Linked DNA regions of Homo sapiens: all the other regions are linked to region 2. A link is a loop called in an ENCODE intact Hi-C map of the cell type or tissue named here. Cell type or tissue: mammary epithelial cell. All regions are shown on one strand. Links, peaks and the distances in the headings refer to the core of each region. The heading gives the core; the rest is flanking DNA.

Region 1 (10,489 bases), core at 1,513-9,512, 140 kb after region 2:
TGGAGAAAAAGAGGGAAATGCCCTCTTGGCTCTTCAAGGCTGCCAGGCCCCCGCCCCATACTTCACAGTGACAACCCAGCCTCATACCCATGTTCCCCAGCCTGGCTTCCCTCGGCCAGGCACTTCCCCTTAACTCCCTGCTTCAACTCCTCCTGTCATCTGGAAAGCCGAGGATGGATGTGCCATCTGGGGAGCTACACACATCTTCATGGATGAGGCACATGTTACTCTGAGAGTCTATGTCCTCAGCTGTGTGATGGAGGGGAAACCTTCCTGGCCAACCCCTCAGGCATGCTAAGACCATCACATGGCCCGCGGCTATGACCATGTCTTGGGAAATTAGAAAGCCTCTGTCACAGGGCACTTCATAGTGACCCCCTGCATGGATATGGGGGGTGGGGGTGGGCGCAGGTTCTGAATCCTCCAGTGTGCTGTCCCTTGGAGCTGGGGTTTGGGGAGAGGATGAGTCTGTCTGGTCTGGAGGCAGGAGGATGGAGGATGGCATGAGGAAGTCTCAAAATCCTTTCAAGCCTTCAGTGGCTTCGCCCAGCCTGGAGATGGTGTGGTCAGACTTCCCTAAATTCCCACCAGACAGGAGCGCAGCCCCTTTGTCATCTCTCCAGCATGTGCTGAGCATGTAATGTGAGCTCTGAAGTCACATATGGAGGGAGCCTTCCCCAAGGCTCCCCACCAGTGACACTTCCTCTTGCCTTCCCATTCAATCCGCCACCGGTCCTGTGATGCTCCTCCACAGTCCCTCCAGAATCCACCCACCTCTCACCACATCTGCCGCTACTGCCCTAGTCCAAGCCACCCTCTCTCCCAGCCAACTTCTCAGTCTCCTCACTGGCCTGTCTGCGTCCACTACCCTGGCACCCTTTCTTCATATGGTAGACAAAACACAACAGCCCAGCAACAAAACACAACAGCCCAGATATTTAGGGCCATCACCCGTCTAATGGTATCCCATTACTCTTAGAAAAATAGAAAAATATCCACACTCAGCCAAGGAGAAAAGATGATCAAATGTTTCTTTTTTCTTTTCTTTTCTTTTTTTTTTTTTTTTTGAGATGGAGTCTCGCTTTGTTGCCCAGGCTGGAGTACAGTTGTGAAATCACAGCTCACTGCAACCTCCGCCTCCCTGGTTCTAGTGATTCTCCTGCCTCAGCCTCCCAAGTAGCTGGGAGTACAGGCGCCTACCACCACCCCCAGTTAATTTTTTAATATTTTTAGTAGAGACGAGGTTTCCCCATGTTGGCCAGGCTGGTCTCAAACTCCTGACCTCAAGTGATCCACCTGCCTCGGCCTCCTAAAGTGCTGAGATTACAGGTGTGAGCCACCGCATCAGGCCCAATGTTTCTTTTCAAATTGTAGTAAAATATATGTAACTTAAAATTTACCATCTTAACCATCTTTAAGTGCACAGTTTACTAGTGTGAAGCACATTCACATGGTTGTGCTTCCACCTCCAGAACTTTTTCATCTTCCCATACTCATCTCTGTCGTTAAACAATAACTCCCAGTTTCCTCTCCTCCCCAGCTCCTGGCAGCCACCATCCTACTTTCTGCCTCTATGAATCTGACTCCCTTAAGTGCCTCATATAACTGGAATCATACCATATTTGTCATTTTGTGCCTGGCTTATTTCACTGGATATAATGTCCCCAAAGTTCATCCATGTTGCAGCATGTGTTAGAATTTTCTTCTTCTTCAGGGCTGAATAATATTCCACTGTACGGAGATACCACATTGTGCATATCCATTCATCCATCAGTGGACGCCTGGGGTGCCTTCACCTTTTGGCTATTGTGAATAGTGCTGCTATGAACATAGGTGTGCAACTATCTCTTCAAGACCCTGTTTTCAGCTGGGCACAGCGGCTCACACCTGTAGTCCCAACACTTTGGGAGGCTGAAGCGGGCAGATCTCTTGAGGTCAGGAGTTCAAGACAAGCCTGGCCAACATGGTGAAACCTCGTCTCTTAAAAAAAAAAAAAAAATTAGCCAGGCGTGGTGGCAGCCAGCTATAATCCCAGCTACTCAGAAGGCTGAGGTAGGAGAACTGCTTGAACCCAGGAGGCACAAGTTGCCATGAACCGAGATCACACCACTGCACTCCAGCCTGGGTGACAGAGCGAGACTCCATCTCAAAACAAACAAACAAACAAAAAACCTGTTTTCATTTCTTTGGGGTACACACCTAGAAGTGAAATTGCTGCATCATATGGTAATTCTGTTTGATTTTTTTGAGGAACCACCATACTGTATTCTACAGTGGTTGCACCATTTCACATTCCCAGCACAAATGGAATGTCCACAAAGCTTCCAGTTTCTCCACATCCCTGCCAACACTAGCTATTTTCTGTTTTTTTGATAGTAGCCATCTTAATGGTATGAAATGGGATCCGATGTTTCTTTCTTGCTTTTTTTTCTTTCTTCCCTTCTTCCTTTCTTTCTTTCTTTTTTTTCTTTCTTCCCTTCTTCCTTTCTTTCTTTCTTTCTTTTTTTTTTTTTTTTTGAGACAGGGTTACACTCTGTCACTCACTCAGGCTAGAGTGCAATGATGCAATCTTGACTCACTGCAGCCTCCACCCCCCAGGCTCAGGTGATCCTCTCACCTCAGCCTCCCGAGTAGCTGGGACTACAGGCACACGCCTTCACACCTAGCTAATTTTTGCATTTTTAAAAATAGAGATAGGGCCTTGCCATGTTGTCCAGGATGGTCACGAACTCTGGGGCTCAAACAATCTGCCCATCTCGGCCTCCCAAAGTGCTGGGATTACAGATATGAGCCACTGCGCCTGGCCCCGATGTTTCTTAATGGGGGAAATTACAGTATTGTGTGGGACTTCTGGGTATTGCAGAACATTTGTCATCCCTCCCAGCACCAAATGCCAGTAGTTTGTCCCCCAGTCCCTGTGACAACTAGAAAATATTCACTGGGGAGGGTGGTGCCTCCCTGACTGAGAGCCATCCACCCTGCCCACCTCCCCTTTCTCACCTCATACAACTCTCCCCTTGTTCACCACCCCAGCCACGCTGGACTTCTTTCCATCCCTTGGTCACTCCCACCTCAGTCCCACCTCAGGGCCTTTGCACTTGCCATTCCCTCAGCCTTGCCTGCTCTTCTAGATCCTCACACGATGGAGCTTTCTAGATCCTCACAAGATGGAGCTCATCCTTCAGGTCTCAGCTCAAACAGCACCTCATCAGGGAGCCCTTCTCTGATCACCCCATCTAAAGCATCTTTCTCTCTCTCACATGGCAGTGTTTTATTGTTCCTTCTTGATATCTGAAATTATTTTCTGAAACCAAGGTGACCTTTTAGAAAAAAATAAAAATAGGCTGGTGTGGTGGCTCACACCTGTAATCCCAGTACTTTGGGAGGCTGAGGCAGGCAGATTCCTGGAGCCTAGGAGTTTAAGACCAGCCTGGGCAACAGAAGGAGACCCCATCTGTACAAAAAAATTAGCCAGGCATGGTGGAATGCACCTGTAGTCCTACATACTTGAGAGGCTGAGGTGGGAGGATCACCTGAGGCTGGAAAGTCGAGGCTGCAGAGAGCTGTGATCACACCACTGCCCTCCAGCCTGGGTGACAGAGCGAGACTCTGTCTCAAAAAAAAAAAAAAAAAGGAAAGAAAGAAAAATAAAAGTAATAAAAATAAAAATGGAATTACCTTATTTACTGTTAGTGTATTCACTATCTCTCCATCAAGAGTACAAGCTCCTTGAGAGTAGAATTTGTCTGTCTCCCTCTCATTGGCTCATTGATAACCCGAACACCTGGAGCAGAGCCTGGCACATAACAGGTGCTCAATACATGTTTGTTGACTGAATGAATGATCAGTCAAATTCAATGTTAGAGCTGAAAGGGACATCACCCATTCTTGCCGTTACTCCATTTTACAGAGGGGGATCACAAGGCCCAGAAAAGAGAAGGGACTTCCCCAAGTTCACTCAAGGTCTAAGACAGGGCCAGTACCTGGTTTTTGTGACCCCGGCCTGGTGCTCTTTCCTCTACGTCTCACACCTGGAGGGTTTCTGCACTGGGCAGAATGAAAATCAGTATCTTTACAGGGCAGTGAGAGTGAGAGGGGCATGTGGAACTGAGGCTGCCTGCCACCTGCAGAGGTTCATGGGCACCAACTGCACACAAAGCTGATCAGCAGCTAGTGGGCAGAGTGGCCCTCCCCGTGGAATGACCCTCCATCCATCCTCTTTCTCTTGCTCCTTCCTCTCTCTCTTTTATCTCTCCATCCTGAGCGAGTCCAGTCGAATGAACTCTACGATCACTGTGTCTGCCTTCTCCCGAAAATGGCCACGGGAACCCGTAAATATCCCCCCTCCCAGATCTGCTCCAATTCCAGTCCATTTGGAGAAACTAACTTTGGCCCCCTTGATCCACAAAGCTCTCGGTCAGTGTTAACCTGACATGGGCTGGAAGGTACTTCTCCAGGGAGGCAGTTTTGCCTAGAATCAGGCTGACCCGGGTTCAAATCCCAGTTCGGCCCCTTGCAAGTCAGAGCCAAGTCACCCGTTCCTGATTCAGGGGTTTCCTTGTGTGCAGGGTGAGGCCGCCTTCCCAGGGGCGTGGTGAAGAATGATTTGAGATGATCGTGCATGTGCAGGACTCGGGACCATCCGCTGCTGTTTGTGTCCAGCAGCTGAGAGGCCTGCTAAGCACCATCCTCCTCTCCCGTCTTGCCCATGCTTTCCCAGGAAGCTCCTCCCATGTTCATTTCCAGAGGATCAGGAAAGACTCAATGGCCAGTGCATCTAGAAAAACAGGATAAGTGCAATAATAACTAATACGACCCCATTTTTGGAGCGTTTATGATGTAAAGATGCCATCCTGAGCCTTCTGCAATTGACAACAGATGCAATGCCCACAGCCACCCTGGAAGCAGGTGTGATTTCTATCCCCATTTAACAGATGAGGAAACTGAGGCAAAGAAAGGCATATAGAATTGCCTGGATCACATGGTTCAGAAGCAGCTGGGCCTGGCAGCCTGGAGCCAGGAAGAAGGTGCACACAAAGGCCATGGAGCACCAGAGGGTGCCCAGCCCAGCCAGGAAAGTGGGACAGGCTTTGCTCCCAGGGCCTGAAGGGGAAGCTGGTGAAGGAGAAACACTCTGCTGTAGTGTCACCTTCTCAGGGAGGCCCCTGCGCTAACCACCCCACCTAAACCAGCACCCCTTTGCCCCAGCCTCCCCCACCGGCCTCTGCTTTGCTTACTGTTCTCGTAGGGCACAAAATTACCAGGCTGGAGCAATGGACAGAGATCAATCAGGAAGACCCAGGAAGGCTGGGTCAAGGGTTTGGACCTTACCCTTTTTACCCTTGACTACCTGGGAAGAGGGGGAAGGATCATGGGAGGCAGCCCCTACAACACACACACACACACACACACACACACACACACACACACACACACCCTCACCCCAAACAAGGCTTAGCCAGTCATCCGCAGGAGCATGCTTCAATTCTTCATTTGAACATGGATCCACCTCCCTGAGCATGGATCCATGGCTGAACCCTAGAGAGTTAGGTGAAGGTGAGTGAGCAGACAGACCACTCTTGGGGTGTCCACAGTCCTCCAGGAGACGTGACACATGAACCCACGTATACAACGGCCTTCCATAGACAAAGTGGCAAAGCACCGTGGGGTCCCAGAAGAGGAATTAAATTTCTCATCCACTGTTGAGACCAGATCGTGCATACCTCTATGCCTCTCCTACACAGTCCTGCTACTTGGAATGCCAACCACTCAAACAGCAAATATTTATTGAGCTTCTGTTACATACTAGGCACTTGAGAAACCATGACATTTATGGTTCCTGCTTGCACAGAGCCCTGGTATATCAAGGAAACTCCTGTACATCCCTCAAAACCCTACTATAATGTCCTCTCTTCTCTGTGAAGCCTCCTGATGCCTCCAAGCAGCACTGCTTCTTTTCCAGTGCTCTCCTAGCATCCTAGGACTTCATTTGTAGAGGAGGGAGACAGGGAATGACTGGCCACTGAAAACTCACCATGCCCCAGGCTCCGTACTAGGTACATCACAGGCAATATCCTTCCTCAGGCTCTTAGCAACTCTGCAAGGGAGCAAATAGTCCTCCTTTTTGCAGACAGAAAATGGGCTCAGAGAGGCTGTCTCTTGCTCAAGGTCACACCGTCAGCTGGTAAGTCAGAAAGCAGGGACAGGTAACCAAAGCAGTGTCACCCCAAGGTCAGCCACGTTCTGTGCTGTGGATGCCTGAAAGGCCAGGGTGGTGGGTCACACTGGGATTGCCCAGGTCCCAGTGCCAGCAGGGCACACAGCGCGTGCCTGTGGGTAGGAAGAACCCAAGAGATGGTCCTGGAGCCCGGTGGGGGCTGCACTGCCTTCCTTGGGGCCTAGGTGGCGATGTGCACACTCGTCTCCCCAGTCCAGTCCCTGCAGACGTCCACCTTCTGCTCCTGAATTCGATGCCCTGAAAGGCACTTCTCTCCTTCCCCAGCTTCCTCTCCCTGGCAGCCCCGGGGCAAGCTCAGCCTTTGTCCCTGCCAACTGGGGTGCCTCCCTGGCTGAAGCTTGCCACCAGAATGAGGTCTCAGGATGGGCCAACTCTCCTTTCCCAAGATGTTTCAGGGAGCGGACAGCAAGAGGCGTGGGGAGGACTCACTCACGTCCATGGTCAGACCCAGTAAGCGTCTGGTTCAGGCACCCAGGGGGCTGCCATGGACCCATCCTTGCCTGGTCTCCCCACTCCCTTGGTCCCAGTGGCGCCTCCTCAAACCCAAACAAGGCCAAGAGCTGCCACCTACAAAGTTCCAGGGACAGAGACAGAACATGTCGTCCACCTGCACCATCCAGATGGGAGACAGGGACCAAGAGAGGGACAGGAACCAGATCTTGTCCAAAGTGCCCCATGAGTCAGGAGGGAGTGAGGGTAGAGCCCAGATTTCCCGATTTGTGTCCTCAGCAATTTTCAGCACAATTTGAAGCTGTTTCTACAGGGCCCCGGGGGCAACCAGAGAAAAATGCAGTCCAACCAGTTATCTGATGTAGTAATAATAAAAATAACAACAACTCCCATTTCTGTCTAGTTTCCAGCCTTTCACCTGCATTACCTCATTTGTCCTGTCACCTGCAGGGGAGGTACATGCCACTGTCCCTCGTTTTATGGGTTCCCCAGGGAGGAAGGGGCTTACTCAAGTTTCTAGAGTCTTGGGACCAGGTCCCAGCTCCTAGGCTGGAGTCTCACCAAAGGGAGGGCTAGGAGGGGGCAAGGAGAGGCATGATGGGAGGGAAAGAGGCAAGGAAGGCTGTGTTTTGGGTAGGGGGAGCAGTCAAGCTATATAGTGTGAGTGGGGAGTGCCCGAGGGCTCTTCCTCCTCCCAGACCTGCTCTCGCCTACCCTCTCTTCTAAAGCAGCAGCCAGGCCCTCCCCCTGGCCACCTACATCTCCTCCATCCCTTCCTCCCCTCCTGCAGCCCCCAGACAATTATCTGGGCCTCCACTGACCATCAGGCCTGGCTTTCTCTGCCTGATTTAGTCAAGATCCTCCCCTGACCTTGGACTCAATTTCCCTATCTGTTAAATGAGTGAGTTGGGCTTTGGCTTGGGCCTTTTAGCTCTCATGGTCCGACCCCTCTAGGGAAAAGGGTGAGGGCAAGATAAAGGAAATAGGAACAGCTGGGTATTAAGCATCAATGATGTGCTAGGTGCCAAGCCCTGGGTTCCTTGCTGGTAGCACAGAGCAGTCAAGGCAAATGCTCAGGGTCTTCCTGAACCTCAGTTTCCTTATCTGTCTAATGGAGATGATTAATCTACCTCATAAGATTGTAGGGAGAGCCCAGTGTGATCACATATGTAACAAACTTCACATAGCACCCGCCCAGCACCCATCATCATCACCATCATCATCATTATCAGCACCGCCATCTACCCCCTCCTTCTGGTCTGGTCCGGCCCATGCAGGACTCAGCCCTAAAAGGAATCTCCTGAATCCAAATCAGAAAAGCCTGGGCTCTCCTCCTAGCTCTGCCATTAACCTGCTGAGTTGCCCAAACCTCAGTTTCTTCACCTGCAAAAGGAGACCAAGGTCTGTGTGGGAACGCACTAGGGACAGACGGCAAGGTCACTCATGGAAAAGCATCTCGTGCCAGGCCTGGCCAATGGCAGCTGCCCATGAACACTTGTTTCCTTCCTTCTTTGTTGACTCAAAAGGAAATTGTATGACAGGATAGAGCAAAGACGTGACAATACTACAGCTAATGCTTAATAAGCACATACCATGTGCCTCTCGCTTGCCTGAGGATTTTGCTCATTTCACTCAATCTTCCTAAACAACACTATGAAGGGGGCCAAGCCATTATCCCCATTTTACAGAGGGGGAAATTGAGTCACAGAGAAGCAAAATACCATCCTCTTGAAGCCTCCAATGCTGCTTAAAGCCCATCAATAGTAGGCACTCAAGTTTATTAAATAGCCACTATGTGCCCAGGAGTGTCTTAATCCCTTCCCCCATGTGAGTCACTTCAACCCTTCCAACTATGCTGCAAAGTAGCTACTATCTTTGACTCCATTTACAGATGAGAAACTGGGTCATAGAGAAGTGAAGTCACTCATCCAATCAGCAAATGGCTGCATCAGCTTCAAACCCAGGTCTGGATGATTCCTCTGCCTGGTTCTCTTAACCACTATGCCAGACCTCACCTGGAGCCTGGCACTCCCCTCAGGCCTCAGCACCACCCAGGGGTGTAGGCCAGAACCCATGGCTTCAGGGGGTGATAGGGAGGTGAGTTCTCATATTAAGTATCCTCAAGGAGCTGGGGTCTCAGGTGGGGCAAAGCTACCTTTGCTGAAAGGACAAAAACTTACTCCCCCAACCCCACCGTTTCCCTAGACGGGCAGGGAACAGGTGCACCAGTCCCTGGCCCTGGGCTAGGTGGGGGGAAACTTGTTTGGCAGCCAGGGCCCTGCGTGAACAAGAAGAAACCCAGCCTGCAGCCCCTCAGCCCTGGTGGGAGATTAACAAAACAAATACCCGAACAATCACATTTTCAACACTTGGGGAGGGGGGCCGTGTGTCAGGGGACAGGGGGCAGGAGGGAAACGCAGAGACATTTTACCACCTAAATAACTTTCCCTCTGTTTAGTTTCACACAAATGTACACTCAAGTGCTCGCAATTTTTTTTTTTACATTTTTATTTTATTTTGACAAATGCTCAAACTTTCCTGCCACAAATTATTCTTGGCCAGGTTACAAGTAGAAAGGCCGTGTGTATCCTTTACTTGACAAAAAGAGAGTGGGGGGGGAAGGGAGGGTTCTTATAAAATATTTTGGTTGTGGGTTTGAGGTGGGATTGCTTTCTTAATGTTCCCGATGGTGCCTTTGCCCAGGAGTCCACGGGTTCTCACCCTCTTGTCCATGAGCCGTTTCGACGTGGTCTAAATCCTTCCACCGCTGTGCTTACCTCCAGCTATCCTGACGGGATTTCACGGTTCTGGTTTCACGGAGCCAATTTGGAAGAGCATTTGGCAAGGGCAGATTGGAGCTGGCACTGGTGCATCTCACCTCACCCAGGCCCAGCAGGGTCTTGCACCTGGGCAGGCTGGAGGGTCCTGTTTGGTGTGTCTGGGGGTTGAGACAGAAGTTCCAGGTGGACCTGCCCTGCCCTACGCAGGACCCAAGGAAAGGGCTGGCTCTGGGGCCTCCCCAGGTGGGAGGAAAGGAGTGAGTTGTTTCGTTCACCCTGACCCTGCCCTATCCATCCTCCAGCCTCCTCCCCTCCTGCAGGCCCAGCCCAAGCTCCACTCCCCAGCCTCACTCCCACCACCCCGTCCTCCGTGGCTTCACTCCAGCCAGGGCATCTCTCAGACATAGGGATGGGCCCGTGCTCCTCCTCTGCCTGGAATCCCCACCCCTCCCCTCTTCTCATGGAGGGCTCAGTGTGGCTGTCACCCCACAAACACTTTCCTGACTGCCTCCTCCAAAGCAGAGTCCTTGCTCTTTGCCACCTCAGCCCCTGGTTGGTTTCCTCATAACACTTAGGCAATTTATTCTAGCTTTATTTGTCTATGTTCTTTTTGGTTTTTGTTTTTGTTTTGTTTTTTTTTTTTTGCTGATTCTTTCTAACTAAAGTGAATAAATGACAAGTAAATAAATGAATGAATAAGTGAGTGAGTGAGTGAAGGAGTGGTGAGTGAATAAATAAGTAAACAAATGAAGTGAATGAGTGAATGAATGAGTGGTGAGTAAATAAAAAAAGTGAATGAGTGAACAAATGAGTAAGTGAATGGATGGATGAATGAATGTGTGAATTAGTGAATAAATGAACAAGTGAATGCATGAATGAATGAGTGAATGAATGAATGGTAGTGAATGAAGAAATTAGTGAACGAGTGAGTAAATGAGCGAATGAAGGAGTGGTGAGTGAATAAATGAATGAATGAGTGAATGGATGAATGAATGAGTAAATTAGTGAATAAATGAACAAA
Region 2 (8,000 bases), core at 1-8,000:
GGCAGGCACCTGAACCTGGGAGGTGGAGGCTGCAATGTGCTGAGATCGCACCACTGCACTCCAGCCTGGCGACAGAGCGAGACGCCGTCTCAAAAAAAAAAAGAAAAAAAAAATTCTGTATCCACCTGTTTGGACTCACCTGGCTGGGGATAACTGTGAACACCCCTGATTCACCCTGTGACTGTGCGTTTGAGTGGACAGGCCTAGGATTTCAGTAAAGGAGTCTTGAAAGGGCCTTTCTGAAGCACAAGCCGATGTGCCCACTGTCCAGGGGCAGTGTAGAAACTGCAGACAGCCCAGTCAGCAGTGCTCACAGCCAATCACCAGTCTGTCCAGGCTGACTCCAGTCTGTTCCCCATCCAAGGGCGCCATCTCGTGCCAGCATCAGGGTTGCCAGCTGTATATGTGGCTCCAGCAAAGGCTGGGACGTGAGGAGGGGCCCAGAGAAGCCTGGACTGCCGGTCCCTTTACTGGACCCCCCAGAGCTTCCTTCCCCATTTCCCAGCCATTGTTCAGCTTTCCTTTTCCGACCCATCTGTGTTTTTCTCTCGCTCTCTATCAGTGCTCGTATCGGCTTACTAAACAGCACCCGTAACACACCAGGGGCTCAGAGAGGCTGCAGGTGTGTGAGTAACAGCACCGAACCAGGAATCGGAAACGTTTGTGTTGAGACTAGGGAAACTATTTGCTAACTATATGCCCTTGGGGGAATCCATGTGACTCCTCTGCAGCCATTTGCTTTGTAAGATTGTGATAGTCCCCGGCTTGCACATCTTGAAGGAATTGTGGGGAAAAATTGGTGGTACATACAAAAGTGCTCTGGACACCCTATAGTTCCCTAACAACGTAAGTAATGTTATAGTATATGGTTACATAGCATCTCTAATAATGCAGTTTATCATTCATAACAGTTATAACAGTGATACTTCCTGGGCACCTAAGACCCCAGCTCTGACCAATGACCCAGAGACGCCAATACCTTCCTCCCTCCACTGTTTGCCTTTAACTTTTAGACCCAGAACCCTCCTTCCAGGCCAGCACTTCTGTGCTGTAGATACTTCCAGCATCTGGAAACCAGAATGGCTCAGGCAGCAGTAAAGGGCTCTGGATCTGCCTGCCCTTCCCCAAACTCCCTGGGCCTCAGTTTCCTCATCTCTTTATGGGGATGGTAGATAGCAGCCTCCCTTCTCGTGGGATTAAATAAAATAAGTGTGAAGCACCTGGTAACTTTAGAAATCTTTTTCTTTTTCTTTTTCTTTTCTTTTCTTTTTTTTTTTAGACAGGGTCTCGCTCTGTCCCTCAGGCTGGAGTGCAATGGCAAGATCTCAGCTCACTGCAACCTCTGCTTCCCTGGTTCAAGTGATTTTCCTGCCTCAGCCTCCTGAGTACCTGAGATTACAGGCAGCACCATCACTCCCAGCTAATTTTTGTATTTTTAGTAGAGAAAGCGTTTCATTGTGTTGGCCAGGCTGGAACTTTAGCAATCTCGACATAAATTCTAGTTCATATTTCCTTCAGATGCGGCTGCTATTCCAACTGCTTCCTTTTAGGAAGCAGCGTGGAGAAATGGAAATTGCATGGGGTTTGTAACCAGGCAGAAGTGACTTTGAATATCGGCTGTCACCAATGTCATCACTATGGAACTCTGGCAGGTGTCTTCACCTCTCTGAGCCAGTTCCTCCCCACCATGAAACAGGGATAAAAATAGAATCAATCTCCGTGGTTGGGTTTGGCTGACATTGCTTTGTAAAGTGCTATGCACGTTTCTGTCACTGCCTAGTTACCAGCTAAATGGCAGCTCTTATGTATTTCTTCCTCCTCTTTCAGCCACACCATCCATCTATTTATCCATCCATACATCCATGTATCCATCCATCCATTCATCCATGTGAAAACATCTGTTAAACTTCTACTGTGGGCCAGATCACAGGGCTAGTTGCTGGGGATGCAAAGATAATTAAGACATGAGTCTTGCTCTAGGAATTTGCAGCCTCATGGGGAGATAGCCATAAAAAGAATCACTTTCATTTGCTGAGCATCTATATGCAGCAGACATGGTGCTAGGACTCCACACGTCCTCTCAGTAAATCCCAGGAGACAGGACCCCAGAGGCATTGCTCTCATTCAGTGCTCTCGCCTCCCTCCTGGATTGCCTAGTCAGGTAAACCTGCCGCATACAGGTGGGAAGGGCCGTCATGGGGGTCTGAGAGAGGCCGGTGGGGCCTGAAGGAGAGAGTGCTTGGCTCCACGTGGGAAGAATTGGGCAGGTGGGAGCAGTTGCAGAGGGCTTGCAGAGGAGGTTGTCAGAGAGGGCGTTCTGGGTGGTTGGGGCAGGGGGCAGGGGGCAGAGGCTTAGAGGCACAGAGCAGCAGGGAGCCTCATCCTCAGGGAACACTGAGAGTTTGGGGAGGGAGAGTTGTTTTGTGTGGGAGGCAGGGTGGGAGTAGATGATGCTGGGGAGGTGGGAGTGAGGGGCCCAGATCATGAGGGACCTCGGCGTCCTGGCTCGGTTGAGCAGTTTGGACTTTGTGCTCTGAACATGTGTTTCAGAGTGAGACATGGAGAGGGGCTGATGTAACCACCCCAGCAGGAGTAAGGAGGCTGGAAGGAGGAAACCAGTGATGAAGGATTTGCCATAACCTTGTCCTGGATGGAGAGCCATGGCCAAAGTGGGTGGAGAGGAATGGCCATGCAAGGCAGCTGTGATGGATTCACCTCTGTGCAAGACAGCTATGACGGAGTTGATAGAAAGTGTGAGAACATGGGCCACCCCTCCTTGGATGTGTAAGTATTATAGACATCCTAGATATAAGTATTACAGACCCCTACCAGGACAGGGAATTCCAGAGGAAGAACAGGATTTGAGGGAAAAAGGCGGTAAATTAATTTTGATGTTCAATAAGCAAGTCAAAGTGCTGCATTCCAGGCAGTGGGCTGGACACCTTAATCCAAACCCAACAGTTCCGTACACTCCTATAACCACTCCCACTTTACAGATGAGGAAACTGAGGTCCGGAGACATTCAGTCTCTTCCCAAGATCACATAACTCATGAGTGGCAGAGCAAGGATTTGAACCCATGTCTGCCTGGCCCCAAGCCTGATGTGAAAAGGAAAATCACAGAGGGCTTTTCAAGGTTCCCATCCTGAAACTCGAGCCTGGTGATGTTCAGCTGTTAGAGCTGGGCGCTTAGAATCATCCCAGGAAGGTACTGACCGCGCCCTTCAACCCGGTCTGCTCTTGGCACCAGAAAAACCCTTTGGGGTTTCAGCCCTTCTCTGAGACTCAGCCTTAGCTAAGCTTACCCTGGGCCAGAGTGGCAGGCTGACCCACAGAGGGGCTGTGTGCGTGGCACCGACTCCCCAGTCCCTGGCCAGGCCACACCGTCTTGCAGAGCCTCGAATGTGACAGACAAGAGATACAGGTACTGGGGATTAATTTGTCGCTTTGGGGTTTGGTGAGAAGAAATGACGTGAGAGAAGGGGAGGAGAGAAAGGTGCGTGGGAGAGCTTGTGGCCCCTCAGAAGTGAACCAATGGATTAGAGGCACCAAACGAATAGTAATAAAAGCAGAAGCAGGGGCTGCCATGTTTGGGGGCTGCTTACCACCTACCAGGCCTTTTTTACTTTATGCATTATTTAGTCCTTACAGTAATCCTATGGCATTGAGGATTCAATTTCATTTCACAGAGGGGGAAACTGGGGCACAGAGAGGTTAAGTAACCTGCACCAGGTCACACAGCCATCAAGAGTTGGAGAGCCCATCACCATCATTCTTCTGCCTCAGCCCCTCCCACTCTACCTGGTGTGCCTGGCAGCCCTGAAGGCAGAGGAGAAAAATGGGGAGCGGGGAGGTGCAGGGCTGGTGAATCCAACCTCCATGAACTTCCTGCTGGGGCTGAAGGGGCAGGTAGGGGACCTGAGCTCTGAATCCATTCCACCCTGACTCCTCACATGACCTTGGATGATCTGTCTCCACCCTGGATTCAATCATCTTTGTGCAAAGAGAATATTCATTTAGGTGGCGTTTCAGTTTCTTTCCAGATTGGAATGGTGTGATTCTAAGAGTCCTGGGACAGAAGGAGTATTGGAGGTGTCAAGGGGCTGGACCGGTGAGGACAGGAGTCGAATGTGCCCCTGATCTCTGTCCCTCTCCTCGGGGCTGCAGCCCTTGTGACATCGAAGTGCCCCACCCCCTCCTTCGGCTTCCCTCGCTGCTGCGCAGAGGCCACTGGAGGGCGCTGTCTCCTCACACTTCTGGCTGAGCTCACCTCCGCTGTCTGAACCTCCTTTTGAGGCTGGAGAGAAATTGAGAGGCCTGGAGCCAGTGTCTGGGAGGCCTCTGGACACAGCTGGACCCACCGAGGCCACATGGGGTCAGTAGGATCTGAGCCTGTGGAAGGAGGTGCCAGAGCAATGACTAGGAGTCAAAGTCCTGGGCTTCAGGGCGAGGGCTTGTGGTGAGCTCTGGACAAATGGCTTTGTCTGTTCGATCCTCAGTTTTTGTATCTGCAGACTGTGGAGAGTGACCCACCTTATGGCACTGTTGTGAGAAGTGCTACAAATGAGAATGTACATGTGAGTGCTTCAAAGAACTCAGATGTTCTCCATGCCAGAGTGGGTTTTATTTATTTATTTATTTTTTGATGGAGTCTTGCTCTGTTGCCCAGGCTGGAGTGTGCAATGGTGCAATCTTAGCTCACTGCAACCTCTGCCTCCTGGGTTCAAGGAATTCTCCTGCCTCAGCCTTGCCGAGTAGCTGGGATTACAGGTGCACACCACCACACCCAGCTAATTTTTGTATTTTTAGTAGAGATGGGGTTTCACCATGTTGGCCAGGCTGGTCTCAAACTCCTAAACTCAAATGATCCACCTGCCTAGGCCTCAAAAAGTGCTGGAATTACAGGCATGAGCCATCTCACCTGGCTAATTTTTATATTGTTAGTAGAGAGAGGGTTTCACCATGTTGACCAGGCTGGTCTCAAACTCCTGACCCCAGATGATCTGCCCGCCTCTGCTTCCCAAAGTGCTGGGATTACAGGCATGAGCCACCGTGCCTGATCCGCCAGAGTAGGTCTTGATGGTTATCACCCTTGAAGAATCATCCAGTAACCCAAGGAGAAGATCATTTGGCTAGGGCCCCGTATGACCTTCAAACTGGCATAGGCACTGAACTGTTCCTTACGTTCTCACAACAGCCCCAAGAGGTATGAATTATTATCATCTCCATTTCATAGCTGGGAAAACCCAGGCTCAGAGAGGCGCCATAGCTCCCCCTGGGTCACCCAGCCACTGGGTGGCCTTACCGGAATTCAGACCCAGGTCTGTTTGGCTCCATAGACTTGCTTAAACTACTGGACTGTCCCGCACTGGCCCATGCCAAGTCAGGAAAGGGTTTGATGTGACCTACTAAAGTCCCTCGGGCTGAGGTTTCAGCTGAGTGTCCTTTATTTAGTCCTTTGGAGGTGTGGACCCGTATGTCTTTGGTATGGATCCACATTTCAGTGGGGTCAGTAACTCCCTGGATTGGTTTTGCCATTTTTTTTTCTCCCCTTGGACTTATACGCATGATTCTTCCCCCTCCCTGGGAAGCAGAGCTGGCCCTGTGACATAGGTGGCTTTACCTGCAGCTTGACCTCTTTACCTCTTTTTTTTTTTTTTTTTTTTTTGAGATGGAGTCTCACTCTGTTGCCCAGGCTGGAGTGCAGTGGTGCAATCTCGGCTCACTGCAACCTCTGCCTCCTAGGTTCAAGTGATTCTCCTGCCTCAGCCTTCCCAGTAGCTGGGACTACAGGCGCACACCACCACACCTGGCTAATTTTTGTGTTTTTAGTAGAGATGGCGTTTCACCATGTTGGCCAGGCTGGTCTCGAACTCCTGACCTCTCTCAGGCGATCTGGCCGCCTTGGCCTCCTAAATTGCTAGGATTACAGGCATGAGCCACGGCACCCGGCAACCTTCTCATATGAGTGGCAGATGGGTGGAAGAGGCTGGACTTATGTCCATTCACAGGCTCCCCACCCTGGTCAGGGTGCAGGGTATTTGCTGTGCTGGAGGACATACCTCCATGTTAAAATGCCCAGTTGAAGCCTTGTAGCTTTTTTCACTTCTTATTTTCTATCTTGATGAAAGATTGTGCTGTCGGCAGGGTTGTAGTTAAGTCGAAGTGTGGCTTTGTTTTCACAATTTCTGTTCACTTTCCTCCCACTCTTAGGCAGCTTGAGAAGGGTGGAGGGGTGGGGAAGGAGAGTGACAGTGGGTGCTGGAATCTCCCAGCCTGGGGGGTTCTTGAAGTTCCACAGTCATGGAATTGTGGCGCTGGAAGCGACCCTCCCAGGGCACAGAGGAGGCAACTGAGGCCCAGGGAGAGGACCCAGACCCTCCCAAGGTCGCCCAGCTAGTTAGCGACAGGCTGGGACCAGAATCTGCCTTTCTGCTGGTCCCACGCCAACACATTTGCTAAGTCACCCAAAGCCTGGAGTGTGGTTAGTTTAGAAAACTGAGACAAGGAGCCAGGGGATGGGACAGTGGAGCGGGGACAGGGAGGTGCTGACCTTGTGCTTTGAAAGCGCTAGTGGGGAGTTGCTTGTCTTCATCTGACGTCAGCCCCTGGACAAATAATGGCCACAGAAAGCAAATATTATGAGAGTCCTTGTGTAAACACGGAGCTGGTGTTTCAGTGTCAGAAATGGGCCGAGGACTCCAGGCTCTATCAGACCAGCTCCCCAGCGCTGCCTCTCAGCAAATGTACCTCTCCCTGCTGGGGAAGAAGGACCTTCAACAAAGATGGGGGGCAGAGTCCCCCTAAGAGGCCACAGTGGGGCAGAAAGGGAGAAGCTAGGAGGGTTCTGGGAGAACTGAGAAGATGCAGCATACCCAGGGACTAAATTAGTTTAGGGATGCAGGAAGAAAAACCTGTCAATTACCAGGCACCCATCCTGTGTCAGGCCTGACTGAGCCCTTTATAGACATTGTCTCATTTAATCTTCCCAGGAGCTCTAAGGGATAGGCATTGTTGTCCACATTTTGTAGATAAGTACATTGAGGCTCAGAGAGGTTAAGCAACTTGTCTGCAGTCACACAGGTGGGAAGTGATAGAACGGGGATTTGATCTCAAGTCTGTCTGAGTCCACTACCCTGGTGTGTTTTGCAGTCTGGACCAAGGGCCTTTCTTCATCAGAGTCACCAGGAAACCTTGTCAAAGAGGAGATACCCAGGCCTTGCACCAGCCTTTGGGGAGGGCCTGAGAGTGAGCATCTCCCAGGGAAGAGGAAGGAGGAAGGCTGCTAACACCTGGGAATAATCGCTCAATAGCAGGAGCAGCTAAATTTTTCCTTAAAGGGCTAGATACTAAATATTTTAGACTCTGCAGACCTTTAGTCTCTGTTGCAACTATTTGGCTCTGTTACCGTTGTGTGAAAGCAGCCACAGACAATACGTATGTGGATGAGGGTGGATGCATTCCAACAAAACTTTATTTACAAAGTGGCATGCTGGATTTGTCCCTGGTAGTTTGCTGCCCCTTGTCTATAGCATGCAAAGTGCCCCCATAGCCTGTCTCTCTGGTTGTCTTCCCAGCAGCCCTGTGAGGAGGGTATGATTTTCTCCGTTCTACAGATGAGGAGATGGAGGCCCGGGGAGGTTAGACATCCAGGGTCCCACAGAAAGTGGATGTCAGAGCTGGGAGTAGAATTAGACCTCCTGATCCCAGTTCAGTGTGCTGGAAAGTATGAGCCTGGTAAGAAGGTCTGGGCCAGGGAGATTGCTATTAAGTAATGAAAGCAGCCACCACTCACTGGGTACTTGCCATGTGCTGGGCACTGAGTCATGACCTCACATAAGCTGCTACCCAGATGTTGAATGTCATTGTCTCTGTCACATGGGGTGGTCACAGCCTCCCTGGGAGGTAGGAAGGCATCTGCAGCATGTCAAAACCAGCTTATCTCGGGTGCCCCAATACACCTGACATGTTACAGCTGCACCACGGGAAGGTGGAAGCTGC
Region 3 (10,489 bases), core at 1,097-9,096, 710 kb after region 2:
CTTTTTTATGGTTACGTTGTATTTCACATAAGGACTTACTAAGTTAAGGTTTGATAATCCAATTAACCTTTTTCTTTCATTTTTAAAAATAAATTCCCTAATTGTGTCTGAGGATGGGCACGTTAGAATAAGTTTTCATAGACTCACGGGAAATTTAAATTAACAGCCCACCCAGAAGGAAATACATGTTTACATTCTGACCCCATTTCTCTGGTAACAAGTCTGTTAAAGCAAAATAATCTTTTGGGGATTATTCAAAGATCCAGAAGAGGTGAGGGGTAGAAGTTAAGTTGCATTCTGAGGTATTATAAATTATAGGGACCAGGCATAGTGGCTCATGCTTATAATCCCAGCATTTCTGGAGGCTGAGGTAGGACGGTTGCTTAAAACCAGAAGTTCGAGAGACTCCCTCTCTACAAAATAAAATATTAGGCGGGCATGGTGGCTCATGCCTGTTAGCCAGACTACTCAGGAGGCTAAGGCAGGAGGATCGCTTGAGCCCAGGAGGTCGAGGCTGCAGTGAGCTATGATCGTGCCACTGTACTCCAGCCCAGGGGACAGAATGAGACTCTGTTTTCTTTTCTTTTCTTTTCTTTTCTTTCTTTTTTTTTTTTTTTTTTGAGACGGAGTCTTGCTCTGTCACCCAGGCTGGATTACAATGGTGCGATCTTGGCTCACTGCAACCTCTGCCTCCCGGGTTCAAGCGATTCTCCTGCCTCAGCCTCCCATGTAGCTGCAATTACAGGTGCACACCACCACTCCCGGCCAATTTGTTTTGTATTTTTAGTAGAGACAGGGTTTCACCATTTTGGTCAAGCTGGTCTTGAACTCCTGACCTTGTGATCCACTCACCTCAGCCTCCTAAAGTGCTGGGATTACAGGCGTGAGCCACTGCCCCCGGCCTGTTTTCTATTAAATAAATAAATAAATTTTAAAATATATTATGGGGTTCGAATGAGCTATAGACCTGGGTTTGTTTGTTTGTTTGTTTGTTTGTTTTTGTTTTTTGAGACAGAGTCTTGCTCCTCGCCCAGGCTGGAGTGGAATGGCACAATCTTGGCTCACTGCAACCTCTGCCTCTTGCATTCAAACGATTCTTCTGCCTCAGCCTCCTGAGTAGCTGAGATTACAGGTGCCTGCCACACACCTGGCTAATTTTTGTATTTTGAGTAGAGACGGGGTTTCGCCATGTTGGCCAGGCTGGTTTCAAACTCCTGACCTCGTGATCTGCTCCCCTCAGCCTCCCAAAGTGCTGGGCTTACAAGTGTGAACCACCAAGCCCAGCCTCAGACCTAGTTTTGTTTTGTTTGTTTTGTTTTGTGTTGTTTTGTTTTGTTTTTTTGAGATGGCGTCTCTCTCTGTTGCCCAGGCCAGAGTGCAATGGTGGTTATCTTGGCTCACTGCCACCTCTGCCTCCTAGGCTCAAGGAGTCCTCTTGCCTCAGCCTCTGGAGTAGCTGGGACTACAGGCAAGCACCACCATACCTGGCTGATGTTGGTATTTTTAGTAGACGCAGGGTTTCATCATGTTGGCCAGGCTGGTCTCAAACTCCTGACAAGTGATCCACCTGCTTCAGCCTCCGAAAGTGCTGGGGATTACAGGAGCAAGCCTCTGTGCCTGGCCTATAGACCTGGTTTCGTATCCCAGCTTTATTACTCACTAGCTGTACTCTGCCTGGTTATATTCATCTTTCTAAATTCATTTATTATGGAAAGTGTAGTATGTATTTAGAAAGCTCATGGCTTTATTACTCTTAATAAATCTGTAGGTACCTTGCCAATGGGTGCAGAAACAAACATATGACTTTAGAAATTTAAAGATAGTTTTCTGGGTAATGACCGATATGGGTAGATAAGTGAAGTTCACTAACTTACTGCTTGGGAACAGCTGAAACAACAGTAAGTATAACCACAAGTAGAGCCAGAGGAGAAAGGTCCTGGCAGGGTGGCGGTGACTAGTATTATTTTTTTATATCTTCTGGGATTTTTGAAGATTGAAGGGGATCTTCAAAATAAATTGCAAATAGCAAAGAAGTTGGTGCTTGACTGGAGATGGTTTTCAGATTGAGCAGTAGATTGCTTTATCTTCTGTTTGAATTGATAACTTTGAATTGATAACTTAAGGCAGTGGTCTTGTGATGGCTGGACACAGCTTACAAAATATTATTTTAATGCAGTGTGATTTCAAGATTAGTCAAATGGGAGGCAATAAAGTCTGCAGGAAATGATAACCTTTGAGTGTGGGAGTAGATGTAATTTTGTTAAGCAGCGCTTGCCATGGCACAGAGGTCCCAGGACTCCTGGAATCCCATTTTTGACTACTTCCTTCCTTGCAAGGAGAAAGAAAATGCACGGTTTTAGCTTTGTACGTTTGTTTTTATCTCATGATTTTTTTTTCAATCACAGACCTAGATTAAGGACGTAAAATTGAGGTTAATGGCTACCTCCTTTAGAATTAAAATGAAATCGGAAATTCAGAAGTTTTTGAAAACAAGAAAAGAGAGCTAGAAATACCAAACTTTAGCAAAGCAAGAAAAGCGTACCTGTGGATTTTTCTTAAGTTTAAGAAATAGGAAATAGATAATGACTTTTTTTCAGCTGTTTTTTTTTTTTCCAAATATATTTTTTTAAACTCAGGTGAGTTATGCATATCTGAAAATGAAAGAAGGCTTGTTTCTAAAGAGGCTTGGAGCAAACTGCAGCAGTACTTTCCAAAGGCTCCTGAGTTTCCAAGTTACAAAGAGTGCTGTTCACAGTGCAAGGTACTGAACGCTACTGACATCTGGGGAAATGGCATGCCACCTCCCTGGGTTGACTTCCCAGGGGAATTAACACTGTACTTCTGACGGGGGTGTAGGGAGGAGGCAGGTCATGTGCTGTCAGCAGGAGACAGTTGATTGCTTCATTCTCTTTCAGATTTTAGAAAGAGAAGGGGAAGAAAATGAAGCCTTACATAAGATGATTGCAAACGAGCAAAAGACTTCTCTCCCAAATTTGTTCCAGGATAAAAACAGACCGTGTCTCAGTAACTGGCCAGAGGTATAATGATTCCCACAAAAGAAAGAATGCATCTTTTCTTTTTAAAGCCCTTGCCAAATTCCCAGTGAGCTATTTCAGAACAACCCAGAACTTCTCATATTCTCATTTGTTTAGTTATCTAACCAGGGGATTTACTCCAGCCTGCTATTTTTTGGTAGAGGACTGTGTTTTCATTTTATTTATAAAACTTGAATAAGGACAACCAAAGTATATTATAAGGAATTTGTGTTAAGCAGGCGGTGAATTGACGGATACTGTTTTGTGATTTTTGTGTTCTAGGATACGGATGTCCTCTACATCGTGTCTCAGTTCTTTGTAGAAGAGTGGCGGAAATTTGTTAGGTAGAAACAAAATATGTTTTATTTCCTTTATTGTTACTGATTTGGTTGACTCTGGTATTTTTTAAGATATCGTGGATTCTGTTTGTTGTACCCTTCCTTCATGGTTACTTTCACCAGCATACACTGAAAGCTTTCTTTTCTATTAATTAAATGAATAAGCCTAAGAAACACATTGAATTACTAATATTTTCTTAAATATATCTCTGATTTTGAAATAATTATTTTAAAATCTTCTCTTTCGTCATGCAGTAATTAGGTATATTTCTCCTCCTTGTCTCATTTGAGTAGAAAGCCTACAAGATGCAGCCCTGTGTCATCAGTTGGGAACAGTGCTCTTTTGTGTCCCCACGGGGGCCTCATGTTTACATTTGCTTCCATGACCAAAGAAGATTCTAAACTGTGAGTTCCTTCTCTTCATGTGATTTTTTTTTCTTCTTTTCTCTTTTTGATGATTAATAAAATATGTTTAGGAAATTTCTCATCTGACATAGTCTGTTTTAAGAATTTAGTCCTTTGCTGAATTGTGGGGTTTTTTTTTCCCCTTTTAAAAGAGAAGAAGACTGCTTCTCCAGGAAAGACAAGAGGCTGCCCGAGGCTATTTGTCTTTTTGCTCTTTCCTTGTCCCTCTTGAAGACAACACAGCCACCCTTTCTCTTCCCCCGCTGCTGGTGACCAGTGCTGAGACCTCTTTTCCAGAATCACAGAATCAACATGGTCTTGGTTATAGGTTTTGTTCTGCCATGGCCAGGCTTCAGACAATTAAAGGAGGAGGCTAGCAGGGTGGCAGAGCAAAGCCACTGCACTGGTCATCTGGAATTCTAGGGTCTTAGAACCCAAATTTTATTCCATGCTTCAAGTACTTCCAGAGGTGTTCATCTGTGAATTTCTCCCGATTTTACCAAAAATCGTGATATACGAGAAGGTAGAATGCTTCCAACATTGTCAGAAAATCAGGAAAAGGAAATTGGAACACATAAATAAAAATGCCCTTGGGGTTAAGCTAGAGTTTTATTATTCATATTTCAGTACTTTAACATCATTTAAGGGAGTTCAAAGTTTATATATTCTCTACATTTTCTCCCTCCTCTTTCTCTCCCTCCCTCTCTGCATCCCGCCTTCCCTGTTGCTCTCTCACTCTCGCTGTGCATCTCTCTTCTCTTTCCTCCCTCCCTTTCTTCCTGTCGTTGTTATTGCAAATGTCAGACTTCCAGGAAAATACACCAGTAAGCAAATGTGTGTTACCATTCAGTTTAAAAGTTAAATGGTTCAAATATGATTAAAGGCCCCACAGTGCTTATCCTTCTGTTGCTACTTCTCTTTCTCCCACCCTTCCTCTCACACTAACCACTGTACTGAATTTAGAGTTTATCTGTCTCAGAAAGTATTCTGTAAAAAAAAAAAATGCACGCACATAATGTCTTGCATATTTAAAACTTTTTATATAAATGGCACCATACTGTATTTATACTTCTGCAACTAACTTATTTTACTCAATTATGTTTTTGAGATCTAACCATGTTGATTCATGTAATTTCAGTCCATTTAGTTTCGCTGCTGTGGTAACATTCCTTTGTATGAAAAACTATTCTTTGTTGATGATACGTATCTTTTCTCTCTAATTCCTTTGGATTAAATGTTAGTGTTAATGGTTTTGGTTTAGCAGACTAATGGATTATGTTAATTCTCTTAATTTCCATGTGTCTTAAGGCATGTTGTGTTTTTTTTTTGCACAGTATAGCTCTCATATGGCCCAGTGAGTGGCAAATGATACAAAAGCTCTTTGTTGTGGATCATGTAATTAAAATCACGAGAATTGAAGTGGGAGATGTAAACCCTTCAGAAACACAGTATATTTCTGAGCCCAGTAAGTTTTCATATTGCTTTCGGTTTCTATAGTTAAGAGCTGACATTTTAAGAAGAAAGGGTGTGTCAGTGTTGTCTGCTTAAAGTTAAAGATCATGCGGCGGTCCCAACTCCCTAGGTGGAAACTCTCATTATAATCATCCCATTATTTGTACGTTTATTTATGGACAGTAAATGGATTTCCTTATCATTTGCATGTAATAGAATATAGTGGTTAATAGAAAATATTATTAAGAGTTTGGGCCAGCACACTAGCTCATACCTATAATCCTAATACTTTGAGAGACTAGGGTGGAAGGATTGCTTAAGGCCAGGAGTTTCAGACCAGCCTGAGCAACATAACAAGACCTTCTCTCTACAAAATAATAAAAATGTAGCACATATCTGTAGTCTTGAGCTACTCGCTGAGAGGCTGAGTCAGGAGCATGGCTTGAGCCCAGAAGCTTGAGGCTACAGTGAGCTATGTTCATACCACTGTACCCCAGCCTGGGTGACACAGCAAAACCTTGTCTCAAAAAAAGAAAATGTTACTAAGAGTTTAATGAATATTCACTAGTAACTTTGACATATGTTTTTAGATCTTTGATTCTTTAACAATGATTCCTCAGCCACTTCTGTTTTCCCTTTTTTTTTTTCCCCCAAAGAACTCTGTCCAGAATGCAGAGAAGGCTTATTGTGTCAGCAGCAGAGGGACCTGCGTGAATACACTCAAGCCACCATCTATGTCCATAAAGTTGTGGATAATAAAAAGGTACTGGTCCCTCTTGTGGCAATGACTAGTAATGATCAAGCGTGCTCTTTGGCTTGATTTGCTGTTGTATTTGCACTGAGGGTCTGCCTAGGACTGCATTTTTGTTCCTTCAGAGCTGTTTGGCATCAGAATTGAAATTGGACAATAATTGAAAATGAACAGTTATGTGATTATATGAGAATTTAGTTTGTTATTAATTGATGCATAGATATTTACTGAATGTCAGCTGTGTTCCAGGAATGGTCCAGGTGCTGGGGATACAGTGATAAAGAAGGCAGGTATAATACCTTCTCTCAAAATTATAGGCACCTAGTGAGGAAGATCAGGAATAAAGTATAAATTCATATGATTTCACACAGAAATGATTGTTTTGAAGGAACTTTAGCAGGGTCAAGTGGAGGTTAGTGTGAGACAGGGAGTAGACAGGAGAGGCGTCTTGGAGAAGTTGTTTTTACCCAAGCCCTCACTGTCAGGGATGCAGCCTGGGAAGTGTTTTCCAGACAAAGGAAACAAAGGTCAAAAGGATAAGCCTAATGTGCTTATGCAACAGAGTGAAAACCATTGCACCTAGAACAGTGCTGTCCAATAGAGCTTCCTGTGGTGATAGACAGGTTCTAGGTTCTGTATCTGTGCTGCGCACTGCAGTAGTCACTGGCCATGTGTGGCTGTGGAGCATTCGATGTGGCTAGCGTGACTGAGGAATTTAGTTTTAGTTGATTTAAAATTAAATAGCTACATGTGGCTAATGGCTACCCTAGTGGCTATTGCTGGTCTAGAATGAAATTTATTCCAAGAAGGGATCATGATATGGAATGAACGACCATACACTATCAGGTTTTATACATCATACCAAGGATTTGGGTTTATTCCCAGTGTAGATATAAGCCCCTGGAGAGTTTCAAGCAAGGTCATGATATGATCTGATTTATAGTTTAAAAAAAATCACCCTGGCTATAGTGTTTGGAATTGCTGTGAGGGCATAACAGAAATAAGAGAGGTCAGTTAGAGCCTCTTCCATTGACCTGCAAGGATAGGTGAAATTGATTGGATATGTTTGGGAAGTGGAGGTGTTAATACTTGCTTGGATTGGATTTCCAAGCATTTTTATTATATTAGGGATGGCTCTTGGGTAGATCCTGACCCATATCTCTAGATATCTTATTAATTTATTTAATTCCATGCTTTCTGGGATTAAAGACAAAATGGAATACATTTTATTTGATGCTTGTTTCCAAACACATTTTTTAGAAGGGTAACTTATAATTATGCCCTGGAGGCCAAGGGTTCTGCTTTACAAGCTAAATAAACTAAGGCCTTCATTTCCTAATTTGCCGAGAAAATGAAGTTAATGAGTATAAATGTCTCTGTTTCTCCCTGTAAAATTTTCTTAAATCTTTTGTTCTCTGGTATAAAATATTATCCAATTTAGATGTAGTTTCATTATTCAGTTTAATAAGAGTATTTCATAGTGTTTGCAAGAGAGCGCTTCTTCCATCTTTCGTTTTCTCAATTCTTAAAGAGCATGTAACTCCTGCCACTTGAATAGTTTGAGAACTTGAAAAGGCTTGGCAATCAGTGTGCTCGGGAAGGTGTCAAGCACCTTCGAACTTCTGCAAAATAACATCATTGTACAAGACTGATAATAATAACTGCTCTGCAGAGACCTCTTAAATGTATGGTGAGCACATTAAATACTACAAGAATAAGTCATAGGGTAAAAAACTAACATGTTAAAAGAGCATAGAAAACCGTGAAGGCTTGATTCTTGATCCACTCTCCAGTCTATAATCCCACCATGATAAAGGTGTTCCTCGTCTTGATAAAGGTTGCCGGTCCCAGCCCCCACATCCTCCATAGCCTGCCTTCCTAGGGTCTGACCTACTTCTCTTTGTTGTCCTGGCACATTCAGGTGATGAAGGATTCGGCTCCGGAACTGAATGTGAGTAGTTCTGAAACAGAGGAGGACAAGGAAGAAGCTAAACCAGATGGAGAAAAAGATCCAGATTTTAATCAAGTATGTGTTGAAGCTGCTTTTCATTGTTATACTTTCTGCTGTTCTTATAGAGCAGCCACTCGAAGCCCCTGGCCATGTCTCTGTACCCTGTATGGGATATTGGTTCTTTTTTTTTCTTTTTTTTTTTTTTTTGAGATGGAGTCTCGCACTGTTGCCTGTGCTGGAGTGCAATGGCACTATCTCAGCTCACCACAATGTCCGCCTCCTGGGTTTAAATGATTCTCCTGCCCCAGCCTCCTAAGTAGCTGGGATTATAGGCGCCCACCACCACACCCGGCTAATTTTTTATATTTTTAGTAGAGACGGGGTTTCACTGTGTTGGCCAGGCTGGTCTCGAACTCCTGACCTCGTGATCCGCCCACCGCAGCCTCCCAAAGTGCTGAGATTACAGGCAGGAGCCACCGCACCCGGCCTTTTTTTTTTTTTTTTTTTTGAGATGGATCCTAGCCTTGTCAACCAGGCTGGAGTACAGTGGCACAATCTCGGCTCGCTGCAACCTCCACCTCCCAGGTTCAAGTGATTCTCCTGCCTCAGCCTCCCAAGTAGCTGGGATTACAGGCATGCGCCACCACTCCTGGCTAATTTTTTGTATCTTTAATGGAGACGGGGTTTCACCTAGGCTGGTCTTGAACTCCTGATGTCATGATCCTCCCGCCTTGGCCTTCCAAAGTGCTGGGATTATAGGCGTGAGCCACCGCATCCGGCCCATAAATTGTCTTTTGAGAACAGGAAATCGTGGGAATATGGTTGATGTAGGTGGAGATAAGTTTCAGCTTCTCAAAAAGTCAGACCCCCACATTGGAGGATATTTTGTACTTTAAACTCATGGATTTTCTACTCAAAGTTTTATTTTTAACAGATGAGATGTTTGTTTTCTTTCTTTACTACTAAAATAGTGTAGTGAAATTGTGGATGGTGTTCTCCCTGAAAGAATGAAAGTGTTACAATAGCCATCTGCAATATCTGTGACAGGGCAGAGGTATCTGGGCTTGTTGGCCTGTCTGCATGTTGATACTGTTACTTCATTTTTAACATTGATTGAGAGAGTCTGAAAAGCCGTCTTGATTTGAATCTTGGTGTGCCCAAAATAAATGTTACTTGTGGTTTCCCAACCGGTGTAAAGGGATGTCAGCATTTGTTTTCCGTGGCTTATTGGCGCTCATAAAATAACCTCAAAACACCTGTGAAGAAGCAAAATCATGCAGTTTGTGACAGTGATCAGCCACTCTTTAAGTTGTCCTTCCCAGTCTGTATTTCAGTCAGTCAACACTGGAGGGCCCTTTGCTTCAGTGCTAACCAAATCTGTACACTTGATGAGAATGCAGGTTTTCAGTTTAAAGGGGATATTTTTCTATAGTAAGTGATGCCCTTATTAAACTCTGTGTGCATATATACATCTTGTGCTCCTTGGCATAAGGAACAGGGTAAAGAAGGGCAGCAAAGTCATGTCTGCAAACGCTTGTGGAGACATATTAGTTGACTCTACTAATATGTCTCCACAAGCGTTTGCAGACATGACTTTGCTGCCGCCCTTTACCCTGTTGTCAACTCTGTTTTCATGTCCCCATCTCTGTGGCGGGGACATCTCTGTGGTCTATACAAGCCATCTTTCGAGCCACATTTGTGCAAACTCGATTGTGTGCTTTTCAGTTGATATATTAAAAGTGTGTGTGTGTGTGTGTGGCCAGGCGCAGTGGCTCACGCCTGTAATTCCAGCATTTTGGAAGGCCGAGGCGGGTGGATCACTTGAGGTTAAGAGTTCGACACCAGCCTGGCCAACATAGTGAAACCCGTCTCTACTAAAAATACAAAAAAAATTAGCCGGGCGTGGTGGCGGGCACTTGTAGTCCCAGCTACTCAGGAGGCTGAGGCAGAAGAATGGCATGAACCCAGGAGGCAGAACTTGCAGTGAGCTGAGATCACGCCACTGCACTCCAGCCTGGGTGACAGAGCGAGACTCCGTCTCAAAAATAAATAAATAAATAAAAATACAAAAATTAGGCCAGGCACGGTGGCTCATGCCTGTAATTCCAGCACTTTGGGAGGCTGAGGCGGGCAGATCACGAGGTCAGGAGATTGAGACCATCCTGGCTAACACAGTGAAACCCTGTCTCTACTAAAAATACAAAAAATTAGCCGGGCGTGGTGGCGGGCACCTGTAGTCCCAGCTACTCGAGAGGCTGAGGCAGGAGAATGGCGTGAACCCAGGAGGCGGAGCTTGCGGTGAGCCGTGATCTCGCCACTGCACTCCAGCCTGGGCGGCAGAGCAAGACTCAGCCTCAAAAAAAAAAAAAAAAAAAAAAAATTAGGTGTGGTGGTGTGGGCCTGTAATCCCAGGTACTGGGGAGGCTGAGGTATGAGAATTGCTTCAACCTGGGAGGTGGAGGTTGCAGTGAGCCGAGATTGTGCCACTGCACTCCAGCTTGGGCGACAGAGCAAGACTCTGTGCATGTACATGCATTTGGGTGTATGGGTGTACATA

What was found. Peaks named below come from ENCODE experiments on the same cell type or tissue, not always from the same donor. Only the 100,000 strongest peaks of a DNase experiment are listed, where the experiment ranks them.
Region 1: a loop joins it to region 2, with 11 times the contacts of the local background. A loop is called at or near these places in 10 of 110 quality-filtered maps.
Region 3: it touches region 2 in a loop (9-fold over the local background); 3 of 110 quality-filtered maps call a loop at or near these places.

What each region holds. Positions count from the first base shown.
Region 1 is chr1:22,271,943-22,282,431 of GRCh38, reverse strand. No RefSeq gene overlaps it. Among named protein-coding and RNA genes, the nearest start is that of MIR4418, 11 kb to the right of the region's middle. In mammary epithelial cell, for the core only: a CTCF peak has its summit at 6,398; no DNase peak of the experiment used is centred there.
Region 2 is chr1:22,413,002-22,421,001 of GRCh38, reverse strand. LOC105376856 (a long non-coding RNA gene) reads left to right here and starts at 2,038. Exons shown (of 3, transcript XR_947058.2): 1 at 2,038-2,161; 2 at 2,551-2,784; 3 at 4,032-4,671. RefSeq lists an enhancer at 2,857-3,772. In mammary epithelial cell, for the core only: CTCF peaks have their summits at 369 (motif pointing left) and 4,223 (motif pointing right); a DNase peak (open chromatin) is centred at 4,261.
Region 3 is chr1:21,699,016-21,709,504 of GRCh38, reverse strand. USP48 (ubiquitin specific peptidase 48) reads left to right here. Exons shown (of 27, transcript NM_032236.8): 16 at 2,637-2,761; 17 at 2,916-3,038; 18 at 3,318-3,379; 19 at 3,668-3,778; 20 at 5,113-5,243; 21 at 5,887-5,993; 22 at 7,903-8,007. Among named protein-coding and RNA genes, the nearest start is that of RAP1GAP, 35 kb to the right of the region's middle. In mammary epithelial cell, for the core only: a CTCF peak has its summit at 6,021 (motif pointing left); no DNase peak of the experiment used is centred there.